Regions from separate parts of the Homo sapiens genome. Here regions 1, 3, 4 and 5 are each linked to region 2. The links are chromatin loops, found by intact Hi-C in ENCODE. Cell type or tissue: PC-9. All regions are shown on one strand.

Region 1 (5,000 bases), 320 kb after region 2:
TAGTTCCACTGACCAAGAGTCCTCTCACTGGGCTGTACTGAATAAATACCCTTCAACAAAGTCCTGTGTGCTATGCAGGTTATCTGCTGGTGATAAATTTTATTTTCTTTATGAACTCAAAATTTCATAGAATCATGAGCAAAGACATATTCAACAATTTGATTTGATTTATACAAAGAAAGTAAAAACCTCCCAAAAAACAAAGCACAAAAACCCATCTTTTCATAAACTTCTTCAAGAGCACCTCTACTGTATTTAGTGATAGATACATGAATCTAAATCAGGTATCTAAGGATAAAATAATGATGTGGGAAGAGATTGAAATGATGCTGGGAACAGAGAAATTTACAGGGAGGAATAATTTGGTTGGAATCTACAAGAATGGAAAGAGGTGCTCTCTAGACTCCCCTATACACATAGTGCAATGCTGACCTGCATATCCACTGATGTGATATTTCTCATGATACCAGTGCCTTATGATCAGGAAGGGATATTTCCGGCATGGTCGTTTCAATAGTAGAGATGGATTTGAGTTAATGTATCATCCATACCCTCTTGCTTGGTCCCCCTTGTGGCTTTTGAATAGGATTTCTGAACAGCTAGGACACAGTCTGTGGTCATGGAGCAGTATTAGGCTAACAAGTGTTCAAAGTCTTGTTTTTGGCCTCCAAGGTGAGGAGATGTATCCGGCTGAGAAAAAGGCCATATAAATAAAATAGGTTTATTTTATTTATGGGGCAGAGGCTCTCAAACTTCAATGTGCATCACTGCCCCGAAGAGGGTGTTTAAAATGCACATGTCTAGATGACTGCTAGAGATTTAGAAAGTTAGATATTGGGTGCAGAACTTTGCATTTTTAACCAGTAATCCAAGTGATACTGAAGCAGGTGGTCCTCCTTAAATTCAGTCTAGAAGTTTAGCTGACTTTTGCCTCTCCTCCTTGGCTCAGGTCCCTTTGAATTAGGCCCATTTACAGTTTTTAATCTGTTTTATTTTGATGAAGCCAGTTTTAGATCACAATTTACTTCTAGAATGCTCTTACTGTTATTCAAAATAGTATCATTTGGCAAAGTGCAAATGATTTTGAGAAGAAGGAACATAAAGAGCTTTTGAAAAGAAAGCCAGATAATAAGATGGCCTATTAAGAAGCAAGAATAGATTCAACTTTGAAGCTACAGAGCATTTCAGCAAATGGTCTCAGTGAGGAAATGATTAATGGAGATTTGGGGAGCCAAGGGAAACGAAGAGAGCCTTGTACTCCTGTCAATAGTTGGATCAGGAATGTTTGTTCTGCGAGAAGACCTTGTGACACAGGGAGAGCCAGGTGACTGGGAGTTTAGTGTTCACCTCACAGACTTTTATTCACTTATGTAGAAACCATTCCAGCTGAATTCTAGTTTCCAAGGCTGTGGAGAACATCCAGGAAAAAAAGTTGCCTGGATTTATAGGAAGTCAAAAACCTTGGAGTCAGCGTGGGTATTTGGATCTTAGGTTAAAACAGCTGAGAGATCAATTTGTGTTCCCCATTATTAGGAAACCCAGGGTGGTTAATCGTTTAATACGGGTCCTAGCGGGAGATGGGCTTAGCAAGCACACGGAGTCTGGTGGATAAATTGGAAAGAGCAACTTACAGGTACAGAGGTATAACCCGTCTCTCTCCACAATGATCATTTTCATAAAAATAGGACAAAACAAACAAACAAACAAAACACACATCCATGGAAAGTTGACCTATTATGCAAAATGTCCAAGAGGCATAATGACTAGCAGCAACGGCAACAGAAAATGTTCTGGTATCTGTTCTCACTATAGTTGAATTCAGACAGTCACGATAGGGAGTGAGGACTAATACTTAATAATGAAATTAAGAAAAACATGACTGAGGCAGGCAGTCTAAGCCAGGGGTTGGTCACATCTGGAAAGAGGAAAATTTCCCTTTTTGGGACTAGGGCCAAGGCTGCCAGTGTCTCTAGGCTGCCCTCTCGTGTTCATTTCTAGCACTGCATGATCTTTTCCAGACCTCTCTCGCAGAGTTCTTCTAGGCCTTGGAAAACAAGACTTCTCTACATCCCATTGCCTTCCTGCCCTGCTCTCTTCTGTTAAATCTGACAAGCCAGTGGTTTTCAAATACTTTTAACCGTGGACTCCTTTCTTCAAACAGCTGTTCATGCAGAAGCCCAGTCCATACAACAGAAGAGAGAGAAGTAGAGCTGCTTAGCATGGGGTGGGGGTGGGGCCTGCAGACACATGCATTTGGCCGCCGCCTAGAGGCTGTCCCAGGGAGCACAGTTGCGCCACCTCTGTCATCAAGTCCCTGTACCCCTGGACTCATGTTAGTCATCTTACGGGATATATTTGCATTTAAACAAAGCCATCTGGAAAAGGATACACGTTCATCAGAACTCTTTAAGTTGGAATTGATAGAAACGTAACTCCAGCTAATTAAAGCAAAAATGAGAATCTTTTGCTTAGGAATTTTGAAGATGCAAAGGTGGGATCTGAGATAGGACCAGATGCAGATGCTCAGAGGATGTAAATGGGCAATTGTGTCTTTTTCCTTATCTCAGGTCTTTGTTATAATTTGTATATTCGTAGACTTTATCTCCTATAAGGTCTCCCAACAAAGCTGGGAAAGATGCCCTCCAGGTCTGTTATGGTAGACATAGCCGGACTCTCAAAAAAAAGACAGAACATCTTTTCCTCTTTGGTAGAATCTTTGTCCTTCCTTCATGGCCCCTCCCAACCCATCTAAAAGGACACCAGATGTCTCTGGTGAGGACCTGGGTCCATCACAGCATCAGGTACTGAGCTATGTGTTTACTCCCAGAGGACTGAGTCCCACTGGGAATGAGCGCATTGGCAATGCTTCCTATTGCAGAAAATTCAACTTTCTTTTCCTTTTCCTTTTTTTTTTGACAGGGACTTGCTCTGTCGCCCAGGCTGGAGTGCAGTGGTGTGATCTCGGCTCACTGGAGCCTCCACCTCCAGGGTTCAAGCGATGCTCCTGCCTCAGACTCCTGAGTAGCTGGGACTACAGGCGCCTGCCACCATGCCCAGCTAATTTTTGTATTTTTAGTAGAGACGGGGTTGCGCCAGGTTGGCCATGCTGTCTCGTACTCCTGACCTCAAGTGATCAGCCTGCTTTGGCCTCCCAAAATGCTGGGATTACAGGTGTGAGCCACAGCGCTGGGCCTTTTTTTTTTTTTTCTCCTTTTTTCTTAAAGAAAGAGATCATTTAAAGTGAAAGCCAAGTGGGGATTCAGGTTCCAGAGGCCCACACCATCATTAAAGCGGCAACTGTGTTTCTCCGCTGTTGGTTCTGCCTTACTCCTCCTGTCTGCTTTGTCCTGTATACCAAAAATAAAATTCTAAGTTCCCCCAACCATCTGAATGGACTTCGTCCTCAGCCAAGGCACTCTTAAAATTTAACCTGCAAGACTAGCTCAGGCCATGATGGGAAGTAGGGGTGGTCATGCCTCGTTATACCTCTCTGGCATTAATATCAACATGGAATTCAAGTGTGATAAGAGTCATTTTACAACTTATTCTTTCTGAAGCCTACTACCTGAAGGCTTCCTTTGCAGATAAGAACTCTGGTCTCCACAATCCTTTATCTTAACCCAGACACTCATTTCTACTGATCCCAGATCTTTAGATAAATAAACGTATTGTCAATCAGAAAAAATTTAAATCTACCTATAAACTGGAAACTCCCCACTTTTTAAAATCGACTTACAAGCTGGAAAGCTCCACCCCCACTTTGGCCTTTCTGGACCAAACCAATGTATTTCTTAAATGTATTTGATTGATGTCTCATGCCTCCCTAAAACCAAGCTGCACCCAGACCACCTTGGCCACATGTTCTCAGGACCTCCTGAGGCCTGTGTCATGGGACATGGTCACTTATATTTGGCTCAGAATAAATCTCTTCAAGTATTTTACAACACAAAAATATTTGTTGTCAACAGTCTGCAGACTAACTTCACCCAAGCTAGTGAGATGGCTGCGGGGAACTCCTAGAGCCATGTGTGCTCTTACTCATGTTATCTAGTAAGAGACCTGGACATTCCCCTGACTAGATCAACTTAGCGAATGTGCACAGCCCTCAGTCCATCACTGCTGCTGGGGACTGGGAGGTGACCGACTGACTCACCTTCATGAGGTTCTGCTCCTGTGGCCAGGGATGGCTCAAGGAATAGGACACTTCGAGTTTGAGAATTAAGGGGTCATGGGAAATGGACACCCTGCCCCCCACTTCAGTGAGGGAAGTCAACTCCCCATAAGGAATTGTATCGATCAGTATTTCACCAGAAAAGCAGAATTACCAGGATATAGAAATCCAAGAGGATAGATTTTCTGATTCTTATTTTGTGAATAAGGAAACCAAGCTTAAAGGACTTGAGTAATTTATCCAAGGTTGCACGGGCACTTCCACTGCAGAACCCACTCCTAAGTCCCCTCATCATGTGCCCTTCTGTGTATCTTCTTTATTTTATTTTATTTTATTTTATTTTATTTTATCTTTTATTTTATTTTATTTTTTCAGGCAGGGTCTTGCTCTGTCACCTAGGCTGGAGTGCAGTGGCCCAATCATGGCTCACTGATTCCTCGACCTCCCAGGCTCAAGCAATCCTTTTATCTCAGCCTCCCGAATAACTGGGACTACAGGCATGTGCCACTACACCTGGCTTACTTTTTTGTATTCTTTTGTAGAGGGGGGGTTTCACCATGTTGCCAAGGCTGATCTTGAACTCCTGGGCTCAAGCCATCTGCCTGCCTAGTCTTCTCAAAGTGCTGGGATTACAGGTGTGAGCCACCATACCTGGCCCTGTACACATTCTTAATCAAGCCCGCCATTCTCCAAATGTCCTGACAGAAATGAAGTCTTGAGCTCCCTGTAGAGGAGATCATTGTAGGCACATTTTTGCATGTGTTGTGTCAATTTTGAGGAATATCCATAAGCCTAGAAAGCCTTGGGAGCCTTGGCCAGTTTTTGAATG
Region 2 (5,000 bases):
CATTTTTAAATTTTAAACGGTGATTTGTTTAACTTCTTCATTGGAGGAGACAATGCAGGAAATGATCTCACAGATTTAAATAACTGTAATGATAGCATAGTTTCTAATCTAGGGTAAGGAAGTTTCATTTTCTCTTAACAAAAAACAATTGTTCTGTTGATAGTAAATTTAACAGGCCTGGAATTACTAAAACTAAGAGTGCTGATGGAAATAACCTTTTATGGGATTCAATCGGTGATCTCTGAATTGATAGTTAATATGTCAGTGCAATTTGGAATAGTGTCTCCTTTGGATATTGGTATTGTTTTAAAATTATCTGAGGATCCTCAGTTCAGACTTGACCAGCATAGACCACCATGACTGAAAGCTGTCAAATGTATGTAGCAGGGTGAAACATGATCATTTCAGGGTGCCTTGGCTGATTTTGAACTATCCTTTTGTAAAATTAGTGAAACATTTTTGGTTTCTGAGTTAATATTAAGTATTAATACATTCTTTCTTCTTTGGCAAATAGGAATATGTCTCATCTTATCTTTTAGGTTTTTTTTTCTGTTTCTCAAAGTTTTTCTTTATTGTTCATTTTCCAAAAAAATGCATAATGAAACCTTATGAAATAAAGCAGTTTCTAAATTTCATTTTTTATTTCACATTTTATGTCAGGAATTAATGGCTGAATGTTGATTGGGAACTTTACAATATTTATGAGTGGGATGATGGAGGTACACGTGTACTTCCTCAAAATTGCTTTAGCAATGATCAACTAGAGGGCACCAGTGAACATTTCCATTTAGGTTCTTTAAACTAGGCCACATACTGTTGACACATATGCACAGGAGAGAAACGTGAATGCTTTGTGAAATCTTAGTACTAAAAATATGTTGCACCTGTATTTGTAGCAGTGTTATCATTCTTGAGGAAAGTGATGTAGAACCTACCAGGACAGGAAGAGAAATGTCATTTTGTTAACTACTTGTTCACTGGAGAGCTGCCCTCCAGAGTAAAGCCCTAAACATGTTTTGTCAAAAGTTAGAACAGTGTTGTTAACAGGTTTTTTGCCATTTGTGTGGGCAAGATAGTTAATAACATTAAGCACTGAGATAAATTCTATCATAGATAAATTTCTATGGCTAATAATTAACTGGGTAACAATGGAAACCTGTCCACAATTAGGAAAGGATTTGTAATAAGACTAACAAATAGGGTGTTGCAAGTCGGAAGTGTTCAAGTTCTGAGGCAGAATTTTGGGTTCTGTCATAGCCAGTTGCCTTCATTGTTCATTGTGTCAGCACATTTGCTTAAGGCAAACTGGAAAGGGAACATTTTTAGATATTTAAATATAAAAATGTGCGAAAATCCAGCATTTTCTGATATGAAAGTTCTGTGAACGACCTGCTTGCAGGGTAGCTATGCATATGTTTGAGTGGGAGGAAAAGAGAACAGATGATTTGAAAACTATTAAAATGGTTATACATATAAAAAGTTATTTCCCTCCTCATAAAATTTAAAAAAACCAGAATTTGTCTTAGTTAACATCTTACTTGTCATTTGCTCAATTAAAATACTTGCACATAACATTTCATTGATTCATCCATTCACTCACTCATTTGTCAAACAATAATAATGCCTACTTTGTATAAGATACCATATTTAGTAGGTATATGTAATACATGTGGTAATTATTTCTGTAAAGGATCAAACCAATTCATGAAAAAGATAACTGCAAATACAGTGGGCAAAATGTCAGGATTTTTGGTGAAATTTGTAATTAAGCTTTACTTAAAAGCATGTTTTATAAAGATATAGATGCAGAAAGCAATTTGTGTTGTTTTCCTAAAGTTTATTTGGAAAGCAAGTAAGGCTGTATTTCTTTGGACTGATTAAATATTACTGCTTGGGGACTACGAGTTAAAGAAGAGAAATCATTATTTGAAGGAGAAAGTGAATAAAATAGAAGATTAGGCGGCATTTTATAAGATAGTTGGTGGTACTGTTTACGGCTTATAAAGTTGTGTTAAAATTTACTAAACAGCTTGTTATTGTGGGAGCTTATTTAAAACAGCTTTCTGTGGTTATGTCTGTTGAGGAAGCTTAAACTTCAACTCTCCAGCCACTTAACTGCAGCACGTTGACTTCAGGTCTCTTGTAAGAAAGTCTAAATGTAGGCTGTTGAATAATCCCTTTGAGGGCCCTGTAACTATTTTTATGCCTGGATATGCGTCATCAGTGGGTATTTTCTCTGGTGACTCGCTTCCATCAGGTCTCCTACCATACATTCTATCAGTGAGTGACTTATGATTGATGGGAACCACGGCTTGTTGTTTAGCTTTATCTGTGACCTCAGCGAATGGACAACAGGAATTTCCAGGCTGTTAAATTCCCTGAATGCTTGAAGACAGGGGCTCACGGTGTTGCTCAAGGCAGGTAGCAGAGTGATATTATTCTCCAGCGATGATGGGGGAGGGACGAGAGAAGAAAGGGGAGGGAGAAGGAGGGGAAGGGAGGGGGAATTCCTTTTGTGAACAGCAGCAATTCTGGCTCAGTTTGTTTCTTAGCCCTCCTCCATGGCTGTGTGTGGGGAAAGGTGCATTTCCTGGACCTAAAGAAGCTGGCAGTCAGAACCTTGCCATGGGCTGCGCAGAGTAACTCCATGGGGTTGACTGGAGAAGGCACTGAGTTTTCTTCAATTAGTTAAGATTTTGTTTTCCAAATCAGTTAGATTGGTCCATGAGCAACTGGACTATTACAATCCTGTATAAAAACAGAGATTTTGAATTTAAAGGTGTGCCAGCATTCCTAGTGCTATGTAGGAATTTAGTGTCGTTTTTAATCTCTATATGCTTGGGTATCTATCTGGAGGTGATTTTGAAAGTTAACGTGCACCTCTTATCAGCATGCTTTGAGGAGCAGAGCAGTGCATTTGTGTATGTGTGTGAAAATGCATTATAACTGAATGCACAAAAATGTTTTCTCATTGTCTTGCTTTTTCCCCACCTCTTTCTTACACACGTGTGAATAAGGTTCCTGAACTGGATGTAGTGAGATTTAGTCACTAGCATCAGCAGCTACATTTGCTTTTGGATAACGGTGTCCATCTCCCAAACTTTTTTGCTAGTCTGTCTTCCTAACTCCTCCTTTTCTTTCTCTTCCTCTTCTTTCTCTTCCTGTCTCTATCCTTACCCTATGCTACTTTGTTTGCAAAAGTAATTCTTGAGCTTTTGCTGAGTTAAGGAGACAAGGTTCTCTTCTGATGTGAATGAAACGACATCATTCTAGGTGTGAATGAAACGACACTGGTTTGTCGATGTTTGTTTAGTCTACCTTTTCAGCGATTATTTTGTTCTTTTTTTTTTAAATGACAATTAGGCAAAATTAAAACACTCCTTTTAGTGTAATAGGATTACATCATTCACACATTTAGGCAAAATTGATTTTCTGATCTTCTAAGGCTATTTTTTTAAAGACACTTATTGATTTGGCTTACCAAGTTTTATTCCTTTTTTTTTTCCAGAACAAAGGCATATTCCCTTAATGTAAGAGATCACCAAGGCTGCTTGTCACTGTAATTAATTTCTTAATGGTTTCCCTCCTAGGAACCAAATTATGAGATGCATTCCAAGATCCAGTACCCTCAAACAGATATTGTGTGTAGGATAAAAAAGCCCTAGTGGAAAAAGAGATTTTAAAACTTTTATCTGTTTTACAATTCTGTTAAGTGGGCATGAACATTCATAATTATTTTTATAGCCTCATTTCAAATCAGCTAACCTAATGGTAAAAATGTTTCACCCATCAAGTCATATTATTTCAATTTTAGACATTTAAAATTCAAGGGATTAAAGGAGAAAGAAAAATGACTGTCACTATAAATGTTACCTACAAAAAAGAAAAACCTTCCTTTTGAAAACTTGCTTCTTGAGTAGCAGAATGACTCATGACAAGAAATTTATAATTTGAAATTTGCAAAAGATAAAGCTCAGAGCTCTGTGAGTTTTGAGTTATTAGTAGTTGAATGAATTAAGCCTTCACAATGCATCTAATTAGAAAGAAATTATTAAAATATTGGTGAGATCCATTGTTTATGTCGATTTCATTGTACTTTTCCTGAGGAGCTGCTGGAGACTAGCTTTACTTTCATAAGCATCACACTATATGAAAAAGTTTCATTTGAGGGTTAGTTCAGATGCTACTGTTCTTTGCCCTACGTTGTAAGGGATGTTATTAGAAGCTATAAAATTCTTCTCCCTTTCTTTAAAATGTATTTGCACTTTTATGTGTAGGAGTGTGAGGGCAGAAGTAAACATGTAGGAGGGTTATGTATTCTTCATTAAAAATATATTTCACAAAAGATTATAGTTTGTGTGGGAAGGAAATAGCTGCTTGTCTGTTGATTGCACTGTGCTTATTCCATATAAGAACTATTTGAATTGAGTCAGGATAACCTCATTTTGATAATCTGATGACTGCTTCTGCTTGGAGAAGAGAATATAATTTCAAGGCTGCGTGCTGATGGGCAACAGTAATTGTTCTCTTTTTGGCAGAGCTTAGCATGGAATCTGCTTTGGTATTTTTGTAACTACATATGCAAATCTTTTCTCCCAAAGCTTTTCCCCCCTTTCTCTCTCCATGTGCAGAGCTTTTTGTAATCTTCAGGACTGTGAAATTCCAAAGGTGTGATATCGAATGCTATCCGTGTATGATGATGTGTAAACCTAAGTTAGAGCAAAATCTTGGCTTGAAGTGAAGTCTTTTTGTTCAAGCAGATCCTGTACTGTAAGCAGATTTCCCTGTATACTTGGTTTCTATGGAGACACTTTTATTACTTATAGATGATCAGACTATTTGAATGTAGTATGGGTGGTTAGTTTATCAGCTTTGGTCAGTGCAGGTGATGGAGTTTCCTGGTTAATATGTGGTCCTTTCACTAAGCTTCCTATTGTGTTGCAGGGTTTAGGAGAGTGAAGCTAACACCAAAAACCAACCTAAAACATTGAGGTAATGTG
Region 3 (5,000 bases), 410 kb after region 2:
CTAAAAGCCAAGTGTAAGCTAGCATATCAACTTAAAATAACCATAAGCTCATGCAAGGTGAGCTCACACTTATGTGCAGGCTTGTTTCCACAGGCCTGCACGAGATGCTCACAAGACACAAGGCAACAGAAATATCCTGTCAAGGATTTTGAAGACTGTGTTGTACAGGTTACAAAAGCAACATAAAATACCAAACTCCACATAACTATTGACTACATTGACACAGCCCGCCATACTTTTGTGCAGACAGAAATGTGGTAACCATTGTTACCACAGTAACAACCAGTAATGGTAACTGGTACCTATTACTACGTGTAAATACTATTTACCTCAGTTTTCATCATTCTTCTACACATAATATTAGACATTCAGTAAAAAATACCAGATATATAAAGTTAAAAATAGGAGAAAATGACCCACTTTCAATAGATGAATCAACTATAGAACAAGACTTAGAGATGCTTCAGATATTGGAACTATTGAACAGAATTTTTAAAATAACTAGAATTGGCTTCTGGGTATAATGGAAAAAAGATTCCACAGGATGACTTACTCTGAAGAAAACAACTATAAAACTTAAACAATTTAAAAAGCAACTACCTGAAGGTACTGGAGAATAAACAGAAATGAAGAAATGCTAATGGGAGTGCATGCTTACTTGATAGATCAGAGGTTGATAAACTTTTTCTATAAAGGGCCAGATAAAAGGCTTTGCAACTATGCAACTATTCAACTTGGCCACTGTGACACCAGAACAGTCATGGTTAATACGTAAATGAATAAGCATGGCTGTTTTCCAATAAAACTTTATATATAAAAACAACATGGTGGGCCAGTTTGGCCTACAGGTCAAACATTTCCAACCCCTATGCTAAAGAATAAGGTTTACTTTATTGTTGATACTTTAGACAGGGTGGTCAGAGAAGACCTGTCTGATGAGAAATATTTTAGCTGAGACTTTAGGAAATGACAGTGTGTTCTGGGAAAGGGAAAAAAGTACACACAAGAGTTCTAAAGACTGGAAAAGTTTTGGGCTATTCCAGGAACTGTCAGAAGGCCAGTGCAGCTGGAATATGGTCATCGAGTGCCAAATAAAGTCAGAGAGTGGACAAGGAAGATCATGCAGTGGCTGTAGGTCAGTGTGAGGAATGTGAATTTTCTTGGAAGTGCAAGAGAGAGTCATTGAAAGGTTTAAAAGTGCAGCGATGAGATCTGACATATCTTTTAAAGGTCATTCAGTCTGTTGTGTGGAGGATGGATTGAAAGGTGGAGGACCGATGAGGAACCCAGCCTGGAGATATTTGCAGGAATCCTGTGAAAGAAAACAGAAACTTTTACTTGGTGTTCATACACTGCTATTATTTGCCCTATGAGGTCTTCTCATTCCTAGGAAGTAATGTTATTAACCAAAATTAAAATTTAGAAACCAAAGTAACTTGTCAAAAGTGTTGGAGCTCTGTTGCAAACCCAGGAAGACTAATTCTAAGGCCCATCTTAGACACCCTCCCATAGTCCTTTGACCTTAAGTTGCCCTTCCCATCACTGCTGATGGCCATGTGGTTGAACGGTTTTCCAGAGCTCTTTGGCCCAATACACCATGGTGCAGCATAAGCCATACCACCTCTGGCTTTTGGCACTTACTACAGCCAAAAGTCTGTTGCCTAAATGCAGGGGAGCCACAGCGTTCTCCACAGGCAACCTTCTCATTTCTGAGAGCATGTGCCAGAGGATGTTCACAGCGGAAACCTGGCTGAGTGTGTTTAAGGGCCCTGTAAAGCATGAAGATAATGTCATTATTCAGAGGCATCGTGTTGAAAAATATTGAAAATGCTTTAAAAGTCAGTTTCTCTTTGTTCTTAACAATTGACTATTCCAGTTTGTCATCATCTTCAGGATTTAGTTTTTTTTTGGTTGTTGTTGCTTTTGTTTTTTACCAAACAGTAATCACTTTTGAGGGTATTGCTATCTCACAATTAATTCAATGAACTTGAGGGATAATGAATATTCAGAGCTGAAAGGTGTTTACAAGATCACCCAGTCTGATAGTTTACAAACTGTGCTCTGAGGAAACCTAAGATTCTAGGGGAGAAAGGAGGAAACTCAAGAGGAAAACGTCTCTTTCAACTCTAGCATTTTCCTTTATTATTTTAGGTTTTGAACTTCTGAATAAGAGTCTTAAAAAGAAAAAAAGGAAAAAACATTCCCTTGGTAAAAATGCTTGAACTTACCTAGTCCAATGCCTTACTTTTTACATAAAAGTAATTAAATAATTTGCTTAAGATCCCACAAAGGGGTCAGTGATGGGGCAAGGACTGGCATTCTTAATCCCTGAATTTGTGATTTCGAGAATCAGTGTGGTACCACGGATAGAGAAAATATTGGTCAACAGACTTGGAGCTAATCATTACCAGTGTGTTTGGGCAAGTCACTTTGCCTTTTTAAAGTATCTTCATTTATAAGAGAATTTTGTTGTATTTTGTTTTCCTTCCTTCCTTTTGCTATAATATTTTCTCTCAGAAATGTGACTTTCAATGAATGAGGAGCAGTGAGATGAAATTTTAAAAGACAAGACTGGGACAATTCTCTCTTCTTAATTGTGCTTGCAAGTTTAGTTTAGCACCCTCCATTAGAGCAGCTTTTGTCTCTTTTATTAACTAATGCAACCCAGAAGACCCTTGCACTTAGTAGCAGATCCGTTAATATTTGTTTAGTAGCTAGGTCTACCAAGCTCCAAAAAATTGAATAAGCCATTTTGTTCTAAGGGATGCGCCACTGTTATTAATGCTGTACTGCCATCTTCTGGTCACATGAATAATTACAGTTGCATCCGTGAAAATGAAATCCTTCAGGAACTTGTTCCTTTTTTGTTTTTATATTGCAGTAATAGCATTTAGAGAAAAAAAATTGTGGGAATATCTTATTGTTGTTATAAGCAAATTTTAAAGGTGATCTTTTTAGAGTAGGAAACGTTTACATTTTCTGTGCAAAATGACAAAAGAAATATGTACCCTCACCTGAGAAAGCCAAGCAAGCCAGGGAGAAGAAAGGCTGGAAGCTAAGGAACAGAGGCACCGGGAGGTAAAAGGAACCAAACCCCGGCGCTGGGCGCCGCCCTGCGGACACTCCGGTCCTCAGCTAGAGGGAAGGGGAGACGGCTGGGCCTATGGCGAGGTGGAAATCCTTCCTCAGAGAACTTATGAACTGTGAGCTTGTGAGAGTCCAGAAACCCTGGGAAAATGCCAGGTCCACTAGCTATAGGCCTGGTTCTTCAAAAGCAAGATTTCCCTCACCATATTTTAAAATAAACCCTTGTGGGCCTTTTTTTTTTTCTTAGAAGCCAAGATACGTTGCTACAAAGTGAGATTTTCCTCTGGGCTACAATTGTGTCCTATAAAATATGGATTGTTCTAGAGAAACTCTAAGGCAATAACTTCGAAAACCATTACATCTGATAAGCATTTCTGCTTTCCTGTTCAAAAAGTGTCCTCCCAGCTGGGCGTAGTGGCTCACGCTTGTAATCCCAGCACTTTGGGAGGCCGAGGCGGGAGGATCACGAGGTCAAGAGATCGAGACCATCCTGGCCAACGTGGTGAAACCCCGTCTCTACTAAAAATACAAAAATTAGCCGGGCGTGGTGGCGCACACCTGTAGTCCCAGCTACTCGGGAGGCTGAGAGACAGGAGAATCGCTTGAACCCGGGAGGCAGAGTTTGCAGTGAGCCGAGATTGCACCACTGCACTCCAGCCTGGCGACAAAATGAGACTCCGTCTCAAAAAAAAAAAAAAAGTGTCCTCCCAACACCCCCCATCTAAGATAAAGTACCTGTGAAGAGGAGACCTTATATAACCCATCAGCAGATGTGATTAAAGACTTTAAGATGGGGGATCATCCTAGATGTGATTTAGGAGAGACCCATGTAATCGCAAGGATCCTTAGAAGAAGGGGCAGGCAGACCAAAATCAGAGACCTGCAATGTGACACTTGCAATGGAAATAGACTGGAATGATGTGGTCACCAGTCAAGGAATCTTGGCCACAGCTTCCAGGAGCTGGAAGTGGCCAAGGATGGATTCACACCTGGAGCCTCTAGAAGGACCAGCCATGTGGATGTCTTTATTTTAGACCTATGAGACTTCTTTCAAACTTCCGACTTTCAGAACTTTAGGAGAATAAATTTGTGCTGTTCTAAGTCGTCAGTTTTGTGGTAATTTGTTATGGTGGCAATAGAAAATGAATTGAGTCTTTAATCAATAAGGGTTGTTTTAACATAATCACCATGCTATTATCACACATCACAAAATTAATAATGCCTTAATACCATCAAATATCATATCCAAAGCTCCTTGATATTATGGTTCTAATCACCTTGTATTGTCATTACCTGCTTTCACCACTAGACCATGACATTATTAAGGTGTGGGGTTGATTCTATTCCGCAGTGGATCCCCTGCAGTGCCCAGATCATTGCATATAGTAGATGCTTAAAAAACCAGGGTAAATTGAAATGAATCACATCAATGATAGCTTCAGCGTGAAGTTTCTGAAAATTCAACTTCACTGTTATGACTACATATGTTAAGTCAATATAACGACAAAGTCATGAAGCTTTTCCTTTATGTTTTCTTCTAGGAGTTTTAAAAATTCATGTCTTATGTTTTAAGCCTTTAATCTATTTTTAGTTAATTTTTATGTATGGTTTAAGATAAGGGTTTAATTTCAGTTGATTGCATGTGGATATCCAGTTTTCCAATTTCCATTTGTTGAAGAGACTATCCTTCTCCTGTTGTATGTTCTTGGAATGCTTGTGAAGATCAGCTGACCATGGTGTGTGGGTGTATTTCTGGGTTCTCTATTCTGTTTTGTTCATCTGTATGTCCGTCTTTATGTCAGTACCATAATGTTTTGATTACTCTAGATTTGTATTTTGAAATCAGGAAATGTGATGCCTCCAGTTTTGTCCTTTCTCAAGATTGATTTGGCTATTCATGGTCTTTTATGGCT
Region 4 (5,000 bases), 540 kb before region 2:
CTGTAACTCAGCAGTTCTCATCCCGGACTGCCCGTTAGAATCACCTGGAGGCTTCTGTGCCTGACTCTGCTCAGTCCCTGCCCCAGACCATCTGAATCAGAAGGCAGGGGGCCAACAGTGCTGTGTTTCCAGAGAGTTCCAACTGGTTCTCCTGAGCAGCAATGGTTGAGAACCACTGCTCTCATCCCACGTAAGAGGAGAGGGCTCTGAGTGTGCGAGTGGAGTGGAGGGGGACCTCTGGGGAGCTCCAGCACTTAACACAGCAGGAAGCAGGGGGCAGCTGTGACGGGACTGGCTGGCAGTGGTTAGGATGGTAAAATGCTGAGAAGCCAAGGGAGGCAAGAGCGGTCAGACAGAGCAGGTGTGGCCAGTTGCCTCCAGGACTGCAGAGTTGAGGAATCTGAAAGGAGGCAAGTGTTTTGGTCAGTAGGGACCTGGGGATTTCTGAGAGGGCAGACTCAGTGAAGTGCTGGGAACTCAAGCCAGTGAAGATGAGGCCACTGAGGAGTGAAGGCAGGAGCAGGGTGTCAGCCTTTGACGGGACAGGGTGGATGGAAGGTTATTTGTTATGGCGAAGGTTTATGCAGGTGTCGGAGGCCCAGGCAAGGGCAGACTGAAGACACAGGAGAATGGGAGGTTCGTTCTGAACAGCATCTCACAGTAGCTGGTCCTCCTGTCCTCTGTGCCTATGCTTTCTGGCTCCTTCCTTCCAGATGCTCATTGTGTCACTTCATGCACTTCAGAAGGGTGCTTGGTTTTAAGTCCAAACTCTTCTGACAAGCTTTCAAAGCCGTACATATTTTTACCCCAATTTTTTGTCTTTCTTTCCTTATGCTTCCTTAATAGTCTCCTCCTCTGTCAGCTGATTTCCTCACACACAACCCAGGCTTCTTCTTGCCCTTTCCCTGAAATGCTCTGCTTAGCCTCTTTAAATATTCTCTATCTCTAAGGCAAGTTCAAGTTTCATGTTCTTCAGGTAATATTTCATATAACACTCCTTACTGTTAGCACAATTTCTTATTTATTCTTTCACATGTTATGATTTCTTTTCCCCAGTTAGATGCTAAAGATAGAACAAGCTGTATTTTATTTTTTAAAATCCTCTGTAGCAAGGGTTGATAAACTTTTTCTGCAAAGGGTTAACTAGTAAATATTTCACCCTTTGTGAGCCGCTTACATCTCTGTCACCTAGTCTTTTTTTTTCTTTAACAAAGCTTTTAAGATATAAAAACCATTCTTAGCTCACAGTTCTCAGCTATGGAACAGATTTGGTCCACCAAGTATAATTTGCCAACCCTAGCTCTATAGCATGGAATGCTTAATGGACCACTAGTAAATAGGAGCAGATAAAAATAACTAATGCTTAATGAGCACTTATGATGTGCCTGGTATTTAACAGGTATTATCTCACTTAATCCTCACAAAATCCCCTGAAGTAAGTGCTATTATTGCCAGCATTGTATAAATAAGGCATGGAGAGTTTAAGTGCCTAACCCAAGATCACAAAGCTGGTAACTTCTATAATAGTTAATGGATGAATAACAGTTGATTGGGAGTGATGCCTAATAACAGTTGATTGGGAGTAATGAAAAAGATGATATATCAAACATCTTTTGGAAGTGTACCTCCTTACCCATGTTACTAATATCCCCAAAGTTTATTAACATCTGAAATCTGTTTACATAATCATGTATATATATGTTGTTTTTATGGGATACAGCACACATTTTCATAGGCCTATGTTTATTCTCAACTTTCTCATTCCATCAGTGTATCCCTGGATATCGGGCTGAGGAAGCAGTGGAAATGTTAAAGACCTTCTACAAACAAGAAAATCCAAATGGTCAGTTTTCTGTTGTGGATAATGTCCTTCCCTTAAATCCATACAAAGAGAATCTGCTATGAGCTTACCTCTTCATTTTCTTTTTCTTTTCTATTCTTTTCACAGCACCAAAATCGAAAGTTCGGAAAAAGGAATGTCAGAAATCTTGAACATGTTCTGATGAAAGAACCAAGTGACCCAAAGTGACCTGGACAAGATTCATAGACTGAAAGCTGTTGACATCGTTGAATCATATGTTTATATATTGTTTTTAATCTGCAGGAAAATGGTGTCTCTCATCATTTGCTCTGTTAAGGGAACAAATTAGCACTTTTTAGAAGTCTGACAATTGTAAACAGTTATTAGCTTTTCCAGAAGCTGATTCCCATTTTAAGATGGGGGAAAATTAAGGTTTGAGGTTTTAGAAATTAGCAAGTAGTGCATACCCTTCTAGCCACAAGTGCCCAGTCCAGGCAAGTGCTGACTTCTTAGAGAATGTGTGGCCAGACCCAGGGACCTGGAGTGTGTTTGGACTGCAGTTTGCCACCCTGAGAACACCTTCTCCAGGACTGGCATTTCAGAATCAGATTCTTCATTTTTTGCAGCTACGATGTTCTTCCAGGGCACTGGGGGCTGTGACTTCTCTCTAAATTGTATATAAGTTGTGTATATAGAGACCATAATTATATGGTCCTTAGAAAAGACTTTGCTTTTATAAAGCATTTAGAAAAAATGCATACTTTTAAAACAAGTGCTTGAGTTGTCACTTAAAAATTATAGCATATTGCTATAATAAAACCTTATTTATGTCTTATTTGAAGATGAATAGTCTTAAAAGATAAAGACATAAATGGGACAATTGTTATTGAGCAAAAAACCAAATTATCCCACCCTCATGGAGCTTATATTCTAGCAAGGGGAGATGGATATGATAGATTACACAGTTTATTGGAGGACAATAAGAGTTATGGCAAAAAGCAAAAGGAACACAGGGTAAAGGGGATAGGTGCCATTTGGTGGTGAGAATGCTGACTGAAAAATAGAATGATCAATTTAATCTGAAACAAATGGTTATTTCTTTTATAATCCATATAATAAATTTAAAATCTAAAATGTAAAATTTTGAACACAACACTGGAAAGGGTATCCACAGCAGGAAGTCCCCAGTTCACCTCCATGACTACAGGGCAGCTTTGCACAGCCCTCTGGGCGCACTGTGTGCCTCTGCCCAGAAGGGGGCCTCGCCGTTCCACCAGAAGCTCAGCTCCAGGCCCTGGAGGGGCTGCTGCTCCTCAGTTGCATTTCTTCAGTAGATTCATTTCCTTGATGCAAAGCATCTGTATTTGTTGGTTCTGTCATTTGAGCGATGTCTCTGACTTGTTTGTTTTGAATTACATTACAGGCTGGAATGTAATTGTGGTGAAAGTATTTTTATATTGCTGAGAGTAGCAGCTAATCACAGTTACATGCTTCAGAGGACTTATAATTGCTTGGTTTTGTGTGTGTGTGTGTGTGTGTGTGTGTGTGTGTGTGTGTTTAACTGCATTTGAAAAGTTTTATGGAGAATATGCATGATTTTAAATCTGTGATAATGTTACATGCACCTTCAATTTCATCCACTTTAAAAATTATCTTCTCATTGAATTTTAGTGCTTCTACTAGTTTGTTCCTTTTTGCAGTTGGTCGTAATTCATTTCTGGCTTCTTATGCTTTCCTGCAAGCAGATTTCATTGCATTTATTGTGTTCATATCATTTTCTTGGGGATTATTTGTAGGACAACCAACCTGGAGTTTTGCCTCTCTAGAGTACCACCCAGTAAGTCTGGCTGAGCATCTTATGTCCAGTAGGTTCTTGGTAAACATTTGCTAAATGAAATTACTGATTGAAATTTGGGGAAAAGTGAATAAGAAGACTATCTAGGACAAAAAGCCAAAGCCGAAAATAGTATATGAGCATTCTAGCCCAGAGACTGTCGCTACTAAAAGAATGAAGGAAATAATAAAGTGATAGACAGGGAAGGATAGAAAAGACTTAACAATATACATATGTTCCGTCTTTGCTGTTTTGGAGAATGATGGATAAGTAGTGTTTCCTGATTCTGAAGCATAGCTGAACAATTTAATTGTGGTTTACCATCTTTTTGGTTCCCTCTTCAGTAATTAACCTATCGAAAATCTGTCCTAAATGTTTGGACTGGGGCACAGTTCCCTCCATCGCTTTGGGAGAAAATCATTAATATGGCATACTGCAGATTGGAGGGCAGGACCACTGAGGGTGTCATAGACATTAGCTCTATGGAATTCTGCTAGCAATTTCCAAGTGACAGTGAGGAATTATGGATATATGTTGAGGTCATTCAGCTTCCTGAGTACCACATTCCCCAGCTACTTAGACACGGGTTAAAATATTAAGATGTCCTAGTTCAACAGCTTGAATTCCATTGATTGATACTGATAGTGCCTGTCCAAGACACCAGCTGAAAGACTTGTTTTGTGTACAAAATAGTTCTGAAAGTGGTGAGATACAAAAAGGTTTTAGAATCACTGCCCTGTTGAGAGAAATTAGGGGGAAATGATTACATTTAGAAGCTGCTAGAGTTATCCAGTGTTTGCTGGTCTTTGCAACAAACTGTGGAGAATGGGTGGTATGTAATGCTTTGGTAGGCTTCAATCACTGATAAAAGATCATGTTAAAATATCTTTGTGCTTTCTTGTTACTTGGCACAACCATCTCTTCCTGTGTTGTATTTGGAGTATCATGGAGAGAAAATAGATGGCCAAGAGCTTCAGTGTAGGCAAGAACTCTTAATTTTTCTTTAAACTTTTTACTGGGAAAAGTATATATATATAAAATACACACACACACACACACACACACACACACACACACACACACACAAACACAACACACCATGGCCCTTTACCCCGAAATGCTTCAGTATAGTTATTGACTTAAGTAAATTTAACATTGATATACTTGAATCTATCATTTGTATTACAGTTTTGTCAGCTGACCCAATAATGTCCTGTAAAGAAGTTCTCCCACTACCCTATAATCCCAGGTCCAGTCTAGGGTCCAGCATTACATTTACTTGTCTTGAATCCAGCTTTTTCTTTTTTTTTTTTTTTTTTGAGATAGGTCTCACTCTGTCGTCCAGTGGCATGATCACAGCTCACT
Region 5 (5,000 bases), 130 kb after region 2:
TCAGCCTCCCGAGAAGCTGGGACTACAGGCGTGTATCACCACACCTGGCTAATTTTTGTATTTATTGGTAGAGGCAGGGTTTCACCATGTTGGCCAGGCTGGTCTCGAACTCCTGAACTCAAGTGATCTGCCTGCCTCGGCCTCCCAAAGTGCTAGGATTACAGACATGAGCCACTGCGCCTGGCCTCAAAAACTCCTTTTTTTAATAAACTCTACCTTGCCCATCATGAGGGGACATGTGAAACTGGTCAGGGCCAGGGAGAGGAGAGAATGACACACTCGGCATGTTTATAAATCAAAGACATGAGCCTGTCTGCTTTTCTTGCCATTACTACTATCAAGTGCACTTGCTCAGTGGAAGCGTGGGCCCAAGGAGAACGGGAAATCAGGAGAGCTAAGTGAGAATGTGCAGAGATTTCTATGATATGCCTTCATTATAAGTGAAGATAACAGTAACCACCATGGATTACATTTAAGCAGTAGGTTTAATACAAATTCATATAAAAGCACCTGTCCTGCCTAATTCCACGGCTCAGTAGACTGTGATGTCTCTTTCAGTTTGTGTAGGATTTTAAAAAATGAATAAAGCATGCACTTAGCATAGACAGAGGCATGATACCTTTGGAATCTGTCTGCCTTGAATGTGTTTTGATTTCCTGGTTTCTACTCTTTGTTGTACTCCCTTGCTCCGGATCTCTGTGTCAAGTGCATCAGCACCATCCTTCACAGCCAGAGGAGACACTGCCAGCTCCCAGCTCTGTTTTATCACTGCCCTGGCAGCCAATTTTCTCCCTCTCATCACCTTCCACCACCCTGAATCCTGAGCTCAGCCTGTCATTTTTTCACTTTAGGAAAGCTGCTGCATTCCTGTCCCCATCCCCAGCACCATCTTTTCACAAGTCTGGTACCAACTTCATCTTGATGAAGCAATTCCTGCAGAAACATATATAGCAATTGGGATGTTGTTTACCAAGCTAACAAATTAGCAAGCTAATAAGAAAAAGAGATACATTTCCACAGGTTTTGGTGCCTTAGCAAAAGTAGGAAAGAGGGATCTTCTGCAGTTTATGCCATTGCAGCATGAATAGAGAACTGTAAATCTCCTGGATCATGGGATACCAAGTCTGGGATGACACATGCTTTCTCTGGTATACACGCAGTGATGCTGGCAGAGTGTGTTAGATGAGCCTCTCCCTGCCATCCCTGCAGCTTGTGTTCTAGCATTGGCCAGGTGGATTGAGAGTGTGGCATTTGTGAAACAGTGGTGCATGTTCAGTCAACTGCAAACATGCGATTCTTCAGTCAGAAAAAGTAAGCCTTTATCGCAAACATGCTGTGGTTGTAAAAATTTATAGCAACCCACAGTCAAGTTAGGCAAAGGAATTGGAAGAGTGGACTAAGGGAGTTCATCTGATTTTTAGATACATGCCCAGAAAGTTAGAGAGAGATGAGTTTTAGTAGTCACTGAGTTTGTACAAGTTTTTTTGATGTGTTTTTGTTTTGTTTCATTTTTTTTTAAATATCTGATCATGGGTATTATTATTATTTTGAGATGGAGTCTCGCTCTGTCGCCAGGCTGGAGTGCAGTGGCACGACCTTGGCTTACTGCAACCTCCACCTCCTGGGTTCAAGCAATTCTCTGCTTCAGCCTCCCAAGCAGCTGGGCCTATAGGCACGTGCCACCACACCCAGCTAATTTTTGTATTTTTAGTAGAAACATGGTTTCACCATGTTGGCCAGGATGGTCTCGATTTCTTGACCTCATGATCCGCCTGCCTCGGCCTCCCAAAGTGCTGGGATTACAGGTGTGAGCCATCGCACCTGGCTGATCATGGTTATATTTCATAGTGTTATTAAACTTTATCATTTATGATGCTTTTGGCCTGTTACCCAGTTTAATTCTCTTTAGAGGATGTATAGCCTGCTGCATTGTTCACATGGTATGAGGGAACAGATCTGGGAATCCTCCCTGATGTAGGGACAGTTCGTCCCAAGCACTGCCCACTTTATGCTTTCTCACACCACAGGACACTGACTGTGGTGTGAAGGGACCTTACAGCCCAGTCATATTCTGCCTGCGTTTGGAGTAATGGTGATCATAGCCAACACAGGTTGGGAAGAAATGAATGAATTCAAATGCAGATTGTGTTAAGTGTATGTGCATATATATGTATGCACACATATACACATATGTACAAATGTACCTACACAGACATCTATATATACATCTATATACCAGTTCTATTACCCCACTCATCTCTTCAACAGTGTGGCAGTAAGGAGCTCTAGACACAAATGATGAGAAGGAGGTAGAAGTGCTCCAGTGCCCCTGTTAGTTTTAATTTTAAGACAGATGGATGGACGGATAGATAGATAGATAGATAGATAGATAGATAGATAGATAGATAAGGTATCTTTTATCCATTTATTCAGTATCTACTGAATTTTTGAGGGTCTACTACGCATGGTTCGAGGTTGAGGATGAAATAATATTATGGCTGTGGCCTTATCTTTTTTTTTTTGATAAATAAATTTCCTTTTCCATTTTAAAGCTTTTGTAGATAGGTAGCAGGAAGAGAAACAAAGGTGTGTCCAGGCCCTCAGTATGTAGTGTAGATGAAGATTGTGTCTAGGGAAACAGTCAACATTCATTCCTATCCCTTGTTATCTGTGTGATCTTGGGCGAGTCACTTAACCTCTTGACCACAGTTTTTTAATTTGTTTCTGGCAGCCAGGGAGGTGGCCCATGCAGATTTTTGTTCCTGAAAGAACGTGCCATTCAGCTGTAAGGAATGTAGTGGGCAGACAAGCCTCCTGCTGGCATGTCAGCACCTTCAGGACAGGACTGTTTTGAAGCCAAAGCCATGCTCTCCCTGCAGCCCCAGCCAGTGACTGAGCACAAATGGGTCACTTCTCCTTCTCTGCTCCCTGCTGCCCCCAAGGAGGCTCTTGCTCTTCTACCTCCCTCTCATCATTTGCATCTAGAGGTCCCTACTGCCATACTGTTGAAGAGATGCGTAGGGTAATAGATCTGGTACATGGCGTATAGATGTGTATATAGATATCTGTGTATGTACATTTGTACATATGTGTATATGTGTCTATACATACATATGCACTTAACATAATCTACATTTGAATTCACTATTTGTTTTTCCACGACAAAATTTTCTTACTGAGATTTAAGTAAGATGGAAGTTTGTCCACCACATTTATAAGGCCCAAATTACAAAACAATAGGATTGCAAATGGAGTAAAAACCAAAGTAGAGAAAACTTATTGGGAGTTTCTTTGGAGGATGAAGAAGGGGTGAATGAGAGGAGAGAGGATGTGTAGAAATGCCTGGTGGGGCTTGGAGCAGTGGAAGTGGCCACATGGTAGAAATTCTACTTGTACACGTAGCTCTGTGGTTAAAATCAGTGAAGGGCTGAATTTGAAACTTTCATTAGTAGCACTAATAAGATTTTATTGGATTTAGAACATGCTGAGTATTATTGTAGTTTTAGAGGACAATTCATGACTCCATTTGTCAGCCTGGATTTGGGGATCTCAAGTCAGTTTACGTAATAGGACATCTCTCTCTCTCTCTGACTTCTGTTCCACTTCCTTGGTTTCCCCACAGATCCACATTCTGACTGGTTGTATGCAATGGAGGTCATGGAATAGCAGCCAGAAGTAAAACAGAAAAATAACCAAGCTCGGTTTTATTTTAAACTTTGAATCTGTGATTGCTGTGATTAAAAGAAAACGTACTTGATTATCTTCAAAGATCGTTACTGTAGGCATTACAGGTCTTCCTCCCAAACTGGTGTTTGATGAAGGAGACGTGCCTTTTCCAAACCTGATTAAATACAAGGGGGATTTTGTCTATGTGCAGAATTTAAATGATTCTCATACCGTAAAATTCCCACCTTTCCCAGCTTATGAGGTCGTGGTAACGATAGTGTTAATGATTGCACCGTTTCACTCACACTTTCAGGAGAATCCATGTTTCCAGCTTGCATATGATATATCACAGAGAAGGGTAAGGGCTAAGCATCTTAGAGAGTAGCAGAAATCATAATCTAGATAGAACTGGATGAATCTTTAATGCTGCAGAGCATACCTTGAGTTTTAGAACTGAAACTCTTGAAATAGAACAGTTTCTTTGGCTCTATCCTGGACTACTACCATACTGTATGGGTTTATATCTATCTATCTATCTTTGGTTCTCAAAAAATAGAAAAATAAATGAAGTCCTTTTTAGATGACAATCCATTAAAGAATGAATCACATTAATTAAAATATGATAATATTAAAACCTGATAATCTGACAATCTAAGTTGTATTTCACTACAGAAACAGTATAGAAAATAAATTCTCCATTTTCAGGACTAGGACTATGAAATCTGAAATTCTGGCTGAACATTTTAAGCATCCTTAATTCATTGATTGCCAAGAAGATATTGAGGTGGAAATGATAATATGAACAAAAGAATTAAGATGCAGTCATCTTTGGTTCACAGTATAGAGTCGAATATAAGTTGTTAACTGTCTGAAATAATGTTAACTACTTCTATGATGGATAGTTTCCTTTAAAAAATTATTATTGATGTAAGACTTAAATGGACTTGGTTTGTTATTGGATGGAGAAGCTGGCCTTCTGCATTGAGTATCTCTTAGCAGGAATGCATTCCTTTAGACCAATGTCTTACACATTGGAGGAACCAGTTTGTGGATCCTCACCACTGTTTTGTCATCTGTTCTGTGGAAAACTTTTTAAAAAAGCCAATTTTCAGACTTGTCATTCCAATTATATACTCATCAACACTTAAGAAAAATATTAAAAATCTGTCCAGTATAGCAACAGATGGTAATCTTTTTATTTCCTTTTGAATTAAAAAAAATATTATTAATGTTTATTAGTGTTTTTTGCTCAGTAAACTTTTTTTTTTTGCCAATTATCCATTAATTTCTTTTCATTATCTCTTGTGAAAAAAACAGAGCTGAAATGTGTCTCT

Evidence for each region. A loop is a pair of places that touch in the nucleus more often than their neighbours do. Peaks named below come from ENCODE experiments on the same cell type or tissue, not always from the same donor. Only the 100,000 strongest peaks of a DNase experiment are listed, where the experiment ranks them.
Region 1: it touches region 2 in a loop (10-fold over the local background); 5 of 110 quality-filtered maps call a loop at or near these places.
Region 3: a loop joins it to region 2, with 13 times the contacts of the local background. A loop is called at or near these places in 3 of 110 quality-filtered maps.
Region 4: it touches region 2 in a loop (9-fold over the local background); 5 of 110 quality-filtered maps call a loop at or near these places.
Region 5: it touches region 2 in a loop (11-fold over the local background); 25 of 110 quality-filtered maps call a loop at or near these places.

Annotation. Positions count from the first base shown.
Region 1 is chr6:142,563,974-142,568,973 of GRCh38, reverse strand. All of the region lies in intron 1 of LOC153910 (a long non-coding RNA gene), which reads left to right. Among named protein-coding and RNA genes, the nearest start is that of ADGRG6, 260 kb to the right of the region's middle. In PC-9, a CTCF peak has its summit at 1,967 (motif pointing left); a DNase peak (open chromatin) is centred at 1,983.
Region 2 is chr6:142,882,813-142,887,812 of GRCh38, reverse strand. All of the region lies in intron 1 of HIVEP2 (HIVEP zinc finger 2), which reads left to right. Among named protein-coding and RNA genes, the nearest start is that of HIVEP2, 60 kb to the left of the region's middle. RefSeq lists an enhancer at 1,661-2,860. In PC-9, no CTCF peak of the experiment used is centred here; DNase peaks (open chromatin) are centred at 832 and 2,332; H3K4me3 peaks cover 366 bases; H3K27ac peaks cover 2,806 bases.
Region 3 is chr6:142,472,718-142,477,717 of GRCh38, reverse strand. No RefSeq gene overlaps it. Among named protein-coding and RNA genes, the nearest start is that of ADGRG6, 170 kb to the right of the region's middle. In PC-9, CTCF peaks have their summits at 2,643 and 2,842 (motif pointing left); DNase peaks (open chromatin) are centred at 2,797 and 3,077; H3K4me3 peaks cover 274 bases.
Region 4 is chr6:143,425,455-143,430,454 of GRCh38, reverse strand. It overlaps ADAT2 (adenosine deaminase tRNA specific 2), which reads left to right. Exons shown (of 6, transcript NM_182503.3): 5 at 1,771-1,843; 6 at 1,949-5,000. The coding sequence ends at 1,992. Among named protein-coding and RNA genes, the nearest start is that of ADAT2, 23 kb to the left of the region's middle. RefSeq lists an enhancer at 2,917-2,986. In PC-9, a CTCF peak has its summit at 3,058 (motif pointing right); a DNase peak (open chromatin) is centred at 3,164; H3K27ac peaks cover 291 bases.
Region 5 is chr6:142,754,206-142,759,205 of GRCh38, reverse strand. The region is part of intron 9 of HIVEP2 (HIVEP zinc finger 2); the gene reads left to right. Among named protein-coding and RNA genes, the nearest start is that of HIVEP2, 190 kb to the left of the region's middle. In PC-9, no CTCF peak of the experiment used is centred here; a DNase peak (open chromatin) is centred at 2,725; H3K27ac peaks cover 1,253 bases.